Regions from separate parts of the Homo sapiens genome. Here region 1 is linked to region 2. Evidence: read pairs that join two places in POLR2A ChIA-PET (ENCODE). Cell type or tissue: Panc1. All regions are shown on one strand. Links, peaks and the distances in the headings refer to the core of each region. The heading gives the core; the rest is flanking DNA.

Region 1 (5,824 bases), core at 662-4,661, 110 kb before region 2:
CCAAAGTGCTGGGATTATAGGCGTGAGCCACAGCACCCGGCCTAACAATTTCATATTAAAAAAAAAAATCCACTTCTCTGGAAACATGGGAATATCTGACAGCCCTTGACCTGAACCCCAAGTGGCAGCAATAGGAATCTTCCCCAACCCCACTATCTCCTGTTTCATATCTAGCATGCTTTGCTCATTTATACTTCCTGGCTGGCTCTTGTAGACATCTCTGTCTATGACCAAATTCATATATGTATGATTTGATTAAGAAAGGCCCGACATACTAGCCCATCTTTTTAAATGCCATTTGCCGAGGCTCTGTAATGACATGGAAAATGCTTATCATAAATGAAAAAGCAGTTTACAAAATTGAATCACTGCATGCAATCACAATTATATAAAAATAAAGACACACGTAAAAACATCAATAGTGGTCAACCTTGGGTAATAGTATAGGTGATTTCCCCTGCTCTTTCAACATTTCTGTATTTTCCAAATTCTCTTTAATGAGTATGTGGTATCTCCAAATGGGAAAAAATAGAGGTCTGGCAATTCCCCAGGAACAACCCTGCAAGGAGGTGCAACCTGTGGGCACACAGAGTGCATACTAACGCACCTCAAATCAATGCATTCCAAAGCAATGTCCTCTAAGATCAGATCACGCAACCACCTGCCAACTGCCTGGCCCAGGGTTCAAATACTCAGAGTATCTGAAATGCAGCCCAAGCCAAAGATCACATGAGCCATCAGAAAAGCACTGCAACACTCGAGCAAGAAGTAAAAGCGACTCCCTGCTAAGCAGCCTAAACCAATTCCCTGGACAGGCTTCTCTCGGGGGAAGCAGCTGTTTTTACTCTGTATCCACCTCATCACCATCAACACTACTCCTTTTTACAATTATTTCTAATTGTTTTTGAAGTATCAGGACTCCGTGTTTGCAATCCCTGAACCACACCATGAAAGCAAGTCCAATTCTAGGTCTCTGGTTCCTATGATGGCCAGTTTCACAAAGGGAGTTACACACTTTTTAAAACAAGATTATCCATCTTGGGTTGAAAAATAACACCACTGTCCTGCAGAACTTTTAAAAAGACGTTTTATACATATTGAGAAAATGGTTCTACATTTGCTTATATGTGCATAAAATATATCTGAAAGAATTCACAAGAACCATGTAACAATTGCCAGATAACAACACTGGCTTTCCCTAAAAGAGCTAGGTGGATGAGGGCCAAAAGTAGAAGAGAAACTTTTCATTATATACCCTTTTTTTTTTCTTCAGACCGAGTTTCACTCTGTCACCCAGGCTGGAGTGCTGTGGTGCAATCTTGGCTCACTGCAACCTCTGCCTCCCATTCAAGCGATTCTTGTGCCTCAGCCTCCCGAGTAGCTGGGATGGCAGGCACCCACCATCACACCGAGCTAATTTTTGTATTTTTAGTAGAGAAAGGGTTTCGCCATGGCCAGGCTGTTCTTGAACTCCCGGCCTCAGGTGATCTGCCCACCTCAGCCTCCCAAAGTGTGTTTACCCTTTAATATCTCTTGAGTTTTGAATCATGTAAATATATTACTTAGTCAAAAAATAAAATAAAATCAAGGGGAAAGAGAGATGGAAAGGCTTTGTGAAATTAAACAAATATACAGGGGTTACTCATTTTTCCCATTTTATCTATCCATTTGTGCTGACCACCATGAATATAAGATAATAAAAATGGGCCGGGTGTGGTGGCTCACACCTGTAATCTCAGCACTTTGGGAGGCCGAGGCGGGTGGATCACAAGGTCAAGAGATCGAGACCATCCTGGCCAACACGGTGAAACCCCGTCTCTACTACAAGTACAAAACTTAGCCGGGCGTGGTGGCAGGCAGTTGTAGTCTCAGCTACTTGGGAGGCTGAGACAGAAGAATCACTCAAACCCGGGAGGCAGAGGTTGCAGTGAGCTGAGATCATGCCACTGCACTCCAGCCCAGGCGACAGTGCAAGATTCTGTCTCAATTTAAAAAAAAAAAAAAAAAAAAAAAGATAATAAAAATGTTTTAATTGATAAATGAGGGGACCTACTAGGAGACCTAAATTCGGGACCTACTTATCCTAAATTTATGATGAAGCTTCGTAAAACAGTTTCTATTAGGTCCACAGCACTAGAATTTTTAACTTTCTAAGGTAAATGTAGCAAGTCATGCAGTGACGGCTCTAAAAAGCATTTAGAGCATAGACGTCAAATAAGAAAGTAATGAAATATATTCTGTTGTTATTACAGGCATTATTTGTAAACATAAGGTCAGCCAGGCGTGGTGGCTCACACCTGTAATCCCAGCACTTCGGGAGGCTGAGGCGGGTGGATCACGATCTCAGGAGATCGAGACCATCCTGGCTAACACGGTGAAACCCCGTCTCTACTAAAAATACAAAAAAATTAGCTGGGCATGATGGCGGGCACCTGTAGTCCCAGCTATTCAGGAGGCTGAGGCAGGAGAATGGTGTGAACCCGGGAGGCGGAGCTTGCAGTGAGCTGAGATCGCACCACTGCACTCCAGCCTGGGCGACAGAGCGAGATTCTGTCACAAAAGAAAAAAAAAAGGGGGCGGGGGGCGTCACCTTTTTTGTAAGCCAAACAGTTGCGTGAACTGTCTAAAAAGTTTCAAAATGTCCCTTACAGAAAGAACATATAAGAGCCACAGCATCTCAAATTGGCACAACATACTTGAGGGCAGTCAGGCAATCAGTACCAAAACTCTAAATGTGAATACTCCCTTGAAACAGCAATTCCATTTCTTGGAATTATTTTAAGGACATAATTGAGTAACTAAATACATGTGCAACAATGTAATACACAATTTGTGTTTGTCACATCACCACCTCTAAGCACTTAAATGCTCATCAATAAGGGAGTGGTTAGATTATGGCACATCTCTACAATGGGAAACTATGAAGTCATTAAAAATGGCAACAAACCTCTAGGTATTTAGATATGGGCAATATTCAAGACATATTGCTGAGTGAAGAAAAAGGCTACTAAACAGAATTACTATGATACAGTTAATGTTTATGTGTACAGGCACATGTGCAGATGCAGATTTGGGGAACACAGAGTAAAGACATTGTTAAAAGCATGAGCTGAGGTGTTCAGCAGGTCTGGCTTTGAATTTCTGCTCTGCCATTTACTAGCTATAAAATCTCAAGAAACTAAGTCACAGTTTCTTCTTCCACCAAGTATGGTTAATAGCAATATCTCCCTTAAAGAACTGTTCTGAGGATTAAATAAACTAATGAATGTTAAATGCTTAGCTTTTAACATTGAAAAGTACTAATAAATACTCATGAAATGCAGGTAATATTGACCTCTAGGGTGGTGCGCCTGCAGGCTATTTTTTTGCTTTCTTTGTATTTTTTGATGGGTGCATGTATTTTGATTTTTATAATTAAGGTGGGGGAAGCAATAAAGCAATGTTTTCTTTGGAGAAAAGTCCAGAACTTTGATTTCAGCTTAAATGTCTGAAGAAGACACGCTAGTTCTCCGGAAAGAAACCTAAAAACGTCACAGTCAAGTAACAAGGACAATAAATGCCTGCCCTGAATTCAAACTGGCGCCATGTACTCTCTGTCATTTGATGACACAAAGAGGCAAACAAAGCATTTATTTAGGCAGGGAAAGAAGAAAAGAAACTCTTTTTGGCATTCAATTGTAAAACATAAAATACATTCAAAAATATATTCAAGTCTGTTGGACAACACCTACTATTCAGAATCAATGCAGTTCTTGGGTTTTATTGTATTCAATAGTCACAACTCACAGTATACCAAGAGCTTAATGTGAGTCCTCTTTTAATCCTCAAAATCACCTTGGGAGGAAGGCAGGCATTAGCCTCATTTAAAGAATAAGGATCAGAGACTCAGGGAAATTAATTTGCCCAAGGTTACACGACAATTAAGTGGAAGAGTCAGGATTCAAAACCAGATTTGTCTTATTTTAAAACCCATATATAAACCCATATATTTTTAAAACACCTGATATATACGCATATATACATGTGTATGTCTATGCAAAGATTAACGCAATTCAAGCTGTACAGAGTGTACAGTGAACATGTAAATCTTCCTAACATATCTGCATTGCTCCTTCATCTTCATCTTTTGCTTTTAAACCTTTTTAACTCAAGTAGCAGTATACTATATACCACTGTACTTCTTCCTATATAAATCTTGGAGAACTCCTTCTCCCCGCCCCCCAACTCATTTTGTGTTGTTTTCTTTGTTTGTTTTTTTGAGACAGACTCTTGCTCTGCACTCCAGGCTGGAGTGCAGTGGCATGATGTTGGCTCGCCATAGCCTCAACCTCCTGGGCTCAGGTAGTCTTCCCACCTCAACCTCCTCAGTAGCTGGGACTACAGGTACATGCCACCAAACCTAATTTTGTTTTTATTTTTTGTAGAGACAAATGTCTCACTATGTTGCCCAGGCTGGTCCCCAGGCTGGTCTCAAACTCCTGGCTCAAGTGATCCTTCCGTCTCTCAGCCTCCCAAAGTATGGGATTACAGGCATCAGACACCATGCTTAGCTGCTTCTTTTTCCTTTCTTTTCTGTCTTACTTCCTTTCATTCATTCATTCATTCACTCATTTATTTTGAGACAGAGTCTCAGTTGCCCAGGCTGGAGTGCAGTGGCACAATCACAGCTCACTGCAACGTCAACCTCCTGGGGTCAAGCAATCTTCCCACCTCAGACTCCCAAGTACCTGGGACTATAAGCACACCCCACCACATCCAACTAATTTTTTATTTTTTGTAGAGACGGGGTTTTGCCATGTTGGCCAGGCTGGTCTTGAACTCCTGACCTCAGGTGTTCCGCCTGCCTTGGCCTCCCAAAGTGCTGGGATTACAGTCATGAGCCACTGCGCCCAGCCAAAAAATGTCTTTGATCAGTCAGTCCCTTATTGAGGGACCTTCTGATGGTCTCTGGTCATTTGCTACTGCAAACAGTACTGCAGTGGCTATACTGAACATATATACCTTTAGGGTAAGTGGGAGTAGTTGGTAGGATCCACTCCCAGAGGTAGGACTGTTGTACACATTCTATTGTTTTTTAAGAGTCAAGGTCTTCACATTCTGTTGTTTTTCAAGAGCCAAGGTCTTGCTCTGTTGCCCAGGCTGGAGTGCAGTGGCAGAATCTCAGCTTACTGCAGCCTCGAACTCCTCGCTCAAGCAATCGTCCCACCTCAGCCTCCAGAGTAGCTGGGACTACAGGCGTGCGCCACTGGACCCGACTTTTCTTTTTTTTTTTTTTTTTTTTTTTCTATTTTTAGTAGAGACGAGGTTTCACCGTGTTGGCCAGGCTGGTCTCAAACACCTGACCTCAAGTGATCCACCCACCTCAGCCTCCCAAAGTGCTAGGATTACAGGCATGAGCCACCATGCCTGGACTAATTTTTAAAATTGTTTGTAGAAGTTGGGGGGGGTCTTGCTTTGTTGCACAGGCTGGTCTCAAACTCTTGGCTTCATGTGATTCTCCCACTTAGGCCTCCCAAACTGCTGGTATTACAGGTCCATCATGTAATACCAGCCACCATGGTGAGCCACTACGTCCAGCTCCTTTTTTGATCTTGATTCAAACAAACCAACTGTTAAGAAATGTACAAGGACCAAGCTAGGTGGTTCACCACCCATAATCCCAGCACTTTGGGAGGCTGAGGTGGGAGGATCACTTGAGCCTAGGAGTTCAAGACCAGCTTGGACAAGATGGCAAGATCCTGTCTCTACAAAAAAATTTTTAAAAATTAGCCAGGTGCGGTGGTATATGCCTGTGGCCCCAGCTACTCAGGAGGCTAAGTTGGGA
Region 2 (5,824 bases), core at 623-4,622:
CCATTTGTCAGGAAAAGGCTGAAAGCTTTCTGGAAGAGGTGGCAAGGACTTCCACGCAGAGGTGGAGGGGGATTGGAGGTACTGACCTCCATAGGCCACAGTTTGGGAGCTGAGACCACAGGAACACAGATTTGCAGGATCGAGGACTAAGAGGGCTGGCCAATCCAGCTCTTAGCCTGCCAGGTACAGTTCCTGCACTTCAAGCTAGAGTCCACCTTTGGAAGGGTAGCCTTTGGGCCTAGCACAAAGTGAAGCAAGGTCCACCTCGCTTCTGCCAACCAGCCCAGGAGGAACCAACTCCTGTTGGGGAAACCAGGCAGATGCCCACTCGCTCCCTGGTTTGTAGCATTTAAGACCCTCTCTCACCCCAGATCCTTCCACTCTGACCTTGCTTATTTTCCCCACATGAATATTTCAAGCACCTGCTTTCCCTACATGAACGTGTTGATCACCTTTGTGTGTCAGAAAATTACCATTATCTGCCGCTCCCAGTTTCAGTCTGGTCAGTCTTTGCAGGAGATACCTCTTAAGCCCTCTGCATGTGCCTGAGTAATTTATCCCCTGTAAGGCCGAGAGTGTCCTACAACTGCCCCAAAGCGCCACTCGAGTGTGGAAGCCGGGCGACTCCTGCCTGCCCACCGCAGATGGGGAACACTGAGCAATCGCCTGGCGTGGTGGTTGTGATGGGAAAGTTTTACTTGTCCAGGACCAGCGACTGGGCCTGTCCCCTGGTGTTTGCTCCGAGCTGACTCTTGCTTGGTACACACTTCTCCCCACCTCCACCGCCAGCGCCAACGAATGTGGGGACAGTTCGTCTGGCGCCCGCGGTCGCATCCCCATCGGGCAGTTCCGTACCCCTCCTCCGGGCTTCCAAGCCGCTCGCCCCGGCTGCGGGAGACCCCGGCGAATCACATCCGAGAGGGGGGCGCGTGGGGCGGAGCCTTCCTCCCACTGTCCTCCCGCCACCAGCCGCCCCTGTCGCCGAGCCCGCAGTCGCCAGCGCGCCCCGAGCCCCTCCAGGCCAGAGGCTCCCGCAGGCGATGGCGGACAAGAGGGCGGGGACCCCAGAAGCCGCGGCGCGCCCGCCGCCCGGCCTTGCCCGGGAGGGGGACGCGCGCACGGTCCCCGCGGCCCGGGCCCGAGAAGCTGGGGGGCGCGGGTCCCTCCACCCCGCAGCGGGCCCCGGGACCGCCTTCCCTTCCCCTGGGCGCGGGGAAGCGGCCTCCACGGCGACTACTCCGAGCCTGGAAAATGGCCGGGTCCGGGACGAAGCCCCAGAAACCTGTGGTGCAGAGGGGCTAGGGACTCGGGCAGGAGCCAGCGAGAAGGCCGAGGACGCGAACAAGGAGGAGGGCGCCATCTTCAAGAAGGAGCCAGCGGAGGAGGTGGAGAAGCAGCAGGAGGGGGAGGAGAAGCAGGAGGTGGCAGCGGAGGCCCAGGAGGGCCCGCGGCTCCTGAACCTTGGTGCCCTAATTGTGGACCCACTGGAGGCCATCCAGTGGGAGGCGGAGGCCGTGAGCGCCCAGGCCGACAGGGCCTACCTCCCGCTCGAGCGCAGGTTTGGGCGGATGCACAGGTTGTACCTCGCCCGTAGGAGCTTCATCATCCAGAATATTCCGGGCTTCTGGGTCACCGCCTTCCTGAACCACCCGCAGCTCTCAGCCATGATCAGCCCTCGAGATGAAGACATGCTCTGCTACCTGATGAATTTGGAGGTGAGGGAGCTCAGGCACTCTAGGACAGGTTGCAAATTCAAGTTCCGCTTTTGGAGCAACCCCTACTTCCAGAACAAGGTGATAGTGAAGGAGTATGAATGCAGAGCCTCAGGCCGAGTGGTGTCTATTGCGACTCGCATCCGATGGCACTGGGGCCAGGAACCCCCGGCCCTCGTACACAGGAACCGGGACACTGTCCGAAGCTTCTTCAGCTGGTTTTCACAGCACAGCCTCCCAGAGGCCGACAGGGTTGCCCAGATTATTAAAGATGACCTGTGGCCCAACCCCCTGCAGTACTACCTGCTGGGGGATAGGCCCTGCAGAGCCAGGGGAGGCCTCGCAAGGTGGCCCACGGAGACCCCTTCTAGGCCCTACGGGTTCCAGTCTGGCTAAGTGCTGCCTTGGGATGTGCGGCCTACATAAGCTTCCTCATGCCTCCTACGGGTGGCGGATCTGGGCTCAGGCCCATGGTGGGCGCTCTGTTGTCTGCTGTCTGCTGTCTGCTGTCTGCTGTCTGTTCTGTGCACTCCCGCTCTGCGTGGTTCGGTGGACTCAGCTCTCAAATTGTGGCCCTCGTGGCCAGTCTCTACTGTTTCCATATGGCCTCTTGCTGTTCTGTGTTAACATCACGTGGCTGTCACATGCCGCTGCGTCTACACTAAGCACCCAGTGCTGTGGATGTGCACTGCCATAATCTTTACGGCATGGACCTGTGACCGTGGCCATCCCAGCCATTTTTGACAAGGGTACCCACAAGTCACTACTTGGAGGACAGTGCCTCTTTGAGGCCTATGCTTCAAGACTCCAGCCTGCCGGCCTTCGCATGCTTGCTGGTCGTGCTCACAGTAGCTCTCTACACCCTGGCTGTGGCAAACTGAGTCTCATCACCCAAGATGAAGTGGCTTCATTTGGTGCCGGGTGCCACCCAGGCTTGGACATTCCATGGCCTCAAGACCACAGGCTACCACCAAGTGGACTCTTGGGTATCTGGCAGGATGAGCACACAGCTGGCTGCTGGGCATGGGTGAGGTCAAGGGCATGAAGCAGTGGACAGCACATTCTTTGTGATCATACTGCTCCTCCTGCCCCACGGTGGCCTGACATCACAGCCTGCTGCTAGCTTATGAGGGTCTGTGCCGTGCCCCACCAATGCCTAGCCATCTCCTTTCCCATGAGTTTTGCCCAGACCACCATCAGCCCTGTTGCCCGCCCCCAGGTCTACAGGAACCTCCATAGCCGCTTGTGGACCCAGGTGGGCCACCTGCCAATGCACAGGAGAGCCCCTAATCCCCAGGAACTCTGCCAAACTGGCCTATCTGGGCATGTGAGTGAGGCAGGGGCAAGGATGGGATCCCCTCCTGAGCCCCAGTTACTGGACCCCACAGAATCCAGGTGCTCTGCCAGCCCCCCTGCCTCTACCTGTTAGGCTGCCAAGCTGTGGGTGCTGGGGAGGGGGTCTTCCTGGTCCTGGGGCCTGTCTATCCATACCCAGATCTCACACCATTTTTTTCTTTAAATGATGGCTTAGAAACAAAAAATAACAACTGAAGAAAAAGATTTTTTCTTAAACTCAACAAGAAAGACTTTCGTGTTCAGTTTGCCTCTCTTCGTCTCCAGAGAGGGAGGGTTTGCCCTGTAGACTGCCAGCATTCTCTCTTCCCCTATACCTTACCCTCTTTAGCAAGGCCTAGAATCTTCCAAAGGGGACAGTCCAAGGCTGCTGAACAGAGAGACCAGGAAGTCCCCAGAGCGGGGATAGTTAATATTCCATTTTATGCTGTGTTCTTTTAGACTAACCCCAACTCTTTCTTACCCTTCCACCAAGTCCGAACCCCTCTAGGTATAAGAGCTGAGCTGCCCACCCCCTCCTCCCCCTGCTTGCAGAGCTGTCTGTCTCCATTTCATTTTAGGGGAAGGGGTGGTAGTGGCCATACCCAGGCCCCTTCCCATGGAAGGCCTTATCTTCTGTTCCCTAGGACCTGGGGAGGCCTTATCACAAAATAATGTGGAGGGTGCTTTTGGCAGGGAAGTACAAAAGGAACCAGAGCCAGCTGAAAAGGCAGGATGGCTGAGAGATGGTAGAAGGAGGAGAGCCCTTGATTTTGGTTAATACATAGAGACAGGGTCTCACTATGTTGCCCAGGCTGGTCTTGAACTCCTGGGCTCAAGCGATCTGCCCACCTTGGCCTCCCAAAGTGCTAAAATTATAGGTGTGAGCCACTGTGCCCATCTGATTTTTTTTTTTTCTTCAAGACAGGGTCTCACTCTGTTGCCCAGGCTGGAGTGCAGTGATGCATCATAGCCTCAAACTCCTGGGCTCAAGTAATTCTCCCATCTCAGCCTCCCAAGTAGCTGGGACTACAGGTGTATGCCACCATGCCCAGCTTTTTAAAAAACATTTTTGTAGAGACGGGGGTCTCGCTATGTTGCCCAGGATGGTCTTAACTCCTGGGCTCAAGGGATCCTCCCACCTTGGCCTCCCAAAGTGCTGGGATTACAAGTGTGAGCCACCGCGCCCAGCCCTTGCTAACATTTTTGATTCGCCAATATGTTTTGTAAACTAGAAGAATAACAGAACACTGCAACTTTAGAGGTTTTCTCTCTTGGTCCTACCTTGTGTATGTAGAAAGTTAATGTAAGCTTTTCTTCTGCTGCTTTTAAGTAAGACCCTATGCATCCCCTCCTGTGTTTCAGCCCACTGGGGCATTATGCTGTAAAGGCTTGCTTGTTGCTTTTAGTTGAGAACTTTTGCAAGATTGTCAGTGTACATTTTTTATGCCACTTGGAAACTTATGTGACTATTCACAATTGTTATCAGGTTGTTGGGGCCTTTACCATAATCTTGTACTTAGAAGCAGAGTTCTGGTTTTGTTGGACTTCAGACTGGAAGCTGTGCCTGTGTTCTGCAAGGATAACCTCCAGAAAGAATTCTGTGACCCTGATGGTCTTGATGATTTTGTGCCAGGTTGTAATTGACATCACTGTAACTGACAATGCTTCTTTTAAGCAGAGAAATATTCCTGAGGTGGCTTTGTCCAGTCACAAGGGGATCTGTGACACTTTTGTTTTCTATACGCATGATAAAAAATAAAAAATTGCCTGTCTGGGGAAAAAATAACTTAGATCATGTCACTTCCCCATCCAAAACCCTACACTGGTTAAAAATATGTATCTATAGGCCGGGCATGGTGGCTCACGCCTGTAATCCCAGCACTTTGGGAGGCTGAGGCGGGTGGATCACGAGGTCAGGATTTCGAGACCAGCCAGTAGGATTTCACCAGTAGTGAAACCCCATCCCTACTAAAAATACAAAAATGTGCTGGATATGGTGGCGGGTGCCTGTAGTCCCAGCTACTCAGGAGGCTGAGGCAGGAGAATCGCTTGAACCTGGGAGGCGGAGGTTGCAGTAAGCTGAGACCATGCCATTCGCCATTGCGCTCCAGCCTGGGTGACAGAGTAAGACTCCGTCTCAAAAAAAAAATTTATATATATATATATATAAAATTCCTTATTGCAGGCGACAAAGCCCTGCATTTGCTGGTCCCTCCCAACATCTCCCATCCACTTCTGCTTTGCTCTCTCTGTGCCCCCAACACTGGCCTCTCTCCTGTTCTTTAAACACACTAAGCATGTTCCAGCCTCAGGATTTTAGCACTTGCTTTTTTCCCTCTCCTAGCTAGGATTTTCCTCCTGCAGATATTCTCATCTCATGGCTCCCTCAATTCATTCAGTCCTCAAACGCCACTTCAGAGGCCTTCCCTGCCCAGCCTGTCCAAAATTAGCCTCTACCCCTCCCTTCATGATTTTTTCCATGTCACTTGTAACTCTCTGAAATGATTTTTTTTTTTCGTTTTTGAGACAGGGTCTCACTCTGTCACCCAGGCTGGAGTGCAGTGGTGCTATCTTGGCTCACTGCAGCCTCCGCCTCCCGGGTTCAAGCGATTCTCCTGCCTTAGCCTCCCTAGTAGCTGGGACTGCAGGTGCCCGCCACCACACCCAGCTAATTTTTGTATTTTTAGTAGAAACAGGGTTTCACCACGTTGGCCAGGCTGGTCTCAAACTCCTGACCTCAAGTGATCCACCTGCCTCCACCTCCCAAAGTGCTGGTA

Evidence for each region. Peaks named below come from ENCODE experiments on the same cell type or tissue, not always from the same donor. Only the 100,000 strongest peaks of a DNase experiment are listed, where the experiment ranks them.
Region 1: POLR2A ChIA-PET joins it to region 2 with 7 read pairs; 5 of 35 experiments call an interaction of 5 or more read pairs at or near these places.

Annotation. Positions count from the first base shown.
Region 1 is chr20:32,292,044-32,297,867 of GRCh38, reverse strand. The region is part of intron 1 of KIF3B (kinesin family member 3B); the gene reads right to left. Among named protein-coding and RNA genes, the nearest start is that of KIF3B, 17 kb to the right of the region's middle. In Panc1, for the core only: no CTCF peak of the experiment used is centred there; no DNase peak of the experiment used is centred there.
Region 2 is chr20:32,185,486-32,191,309 of GRCh38, reverse strand. It overlaps the pseudogene TSPY26P. Among named protein-coding and RNA genes, the nearest start is that of PLAGL2, 19 kb to the left of the region's middle. RefSeq lists a silencer at 863-1,142 and an enhancer at 2,241-3,056. In Panc1, for the core only: no CTCF peak of the experiment used is centred there; no DNase peak of the experiment used is centred there; H3K4me3 peaks cover 1,073 bases; H3K27ac peaks cover 902 bases.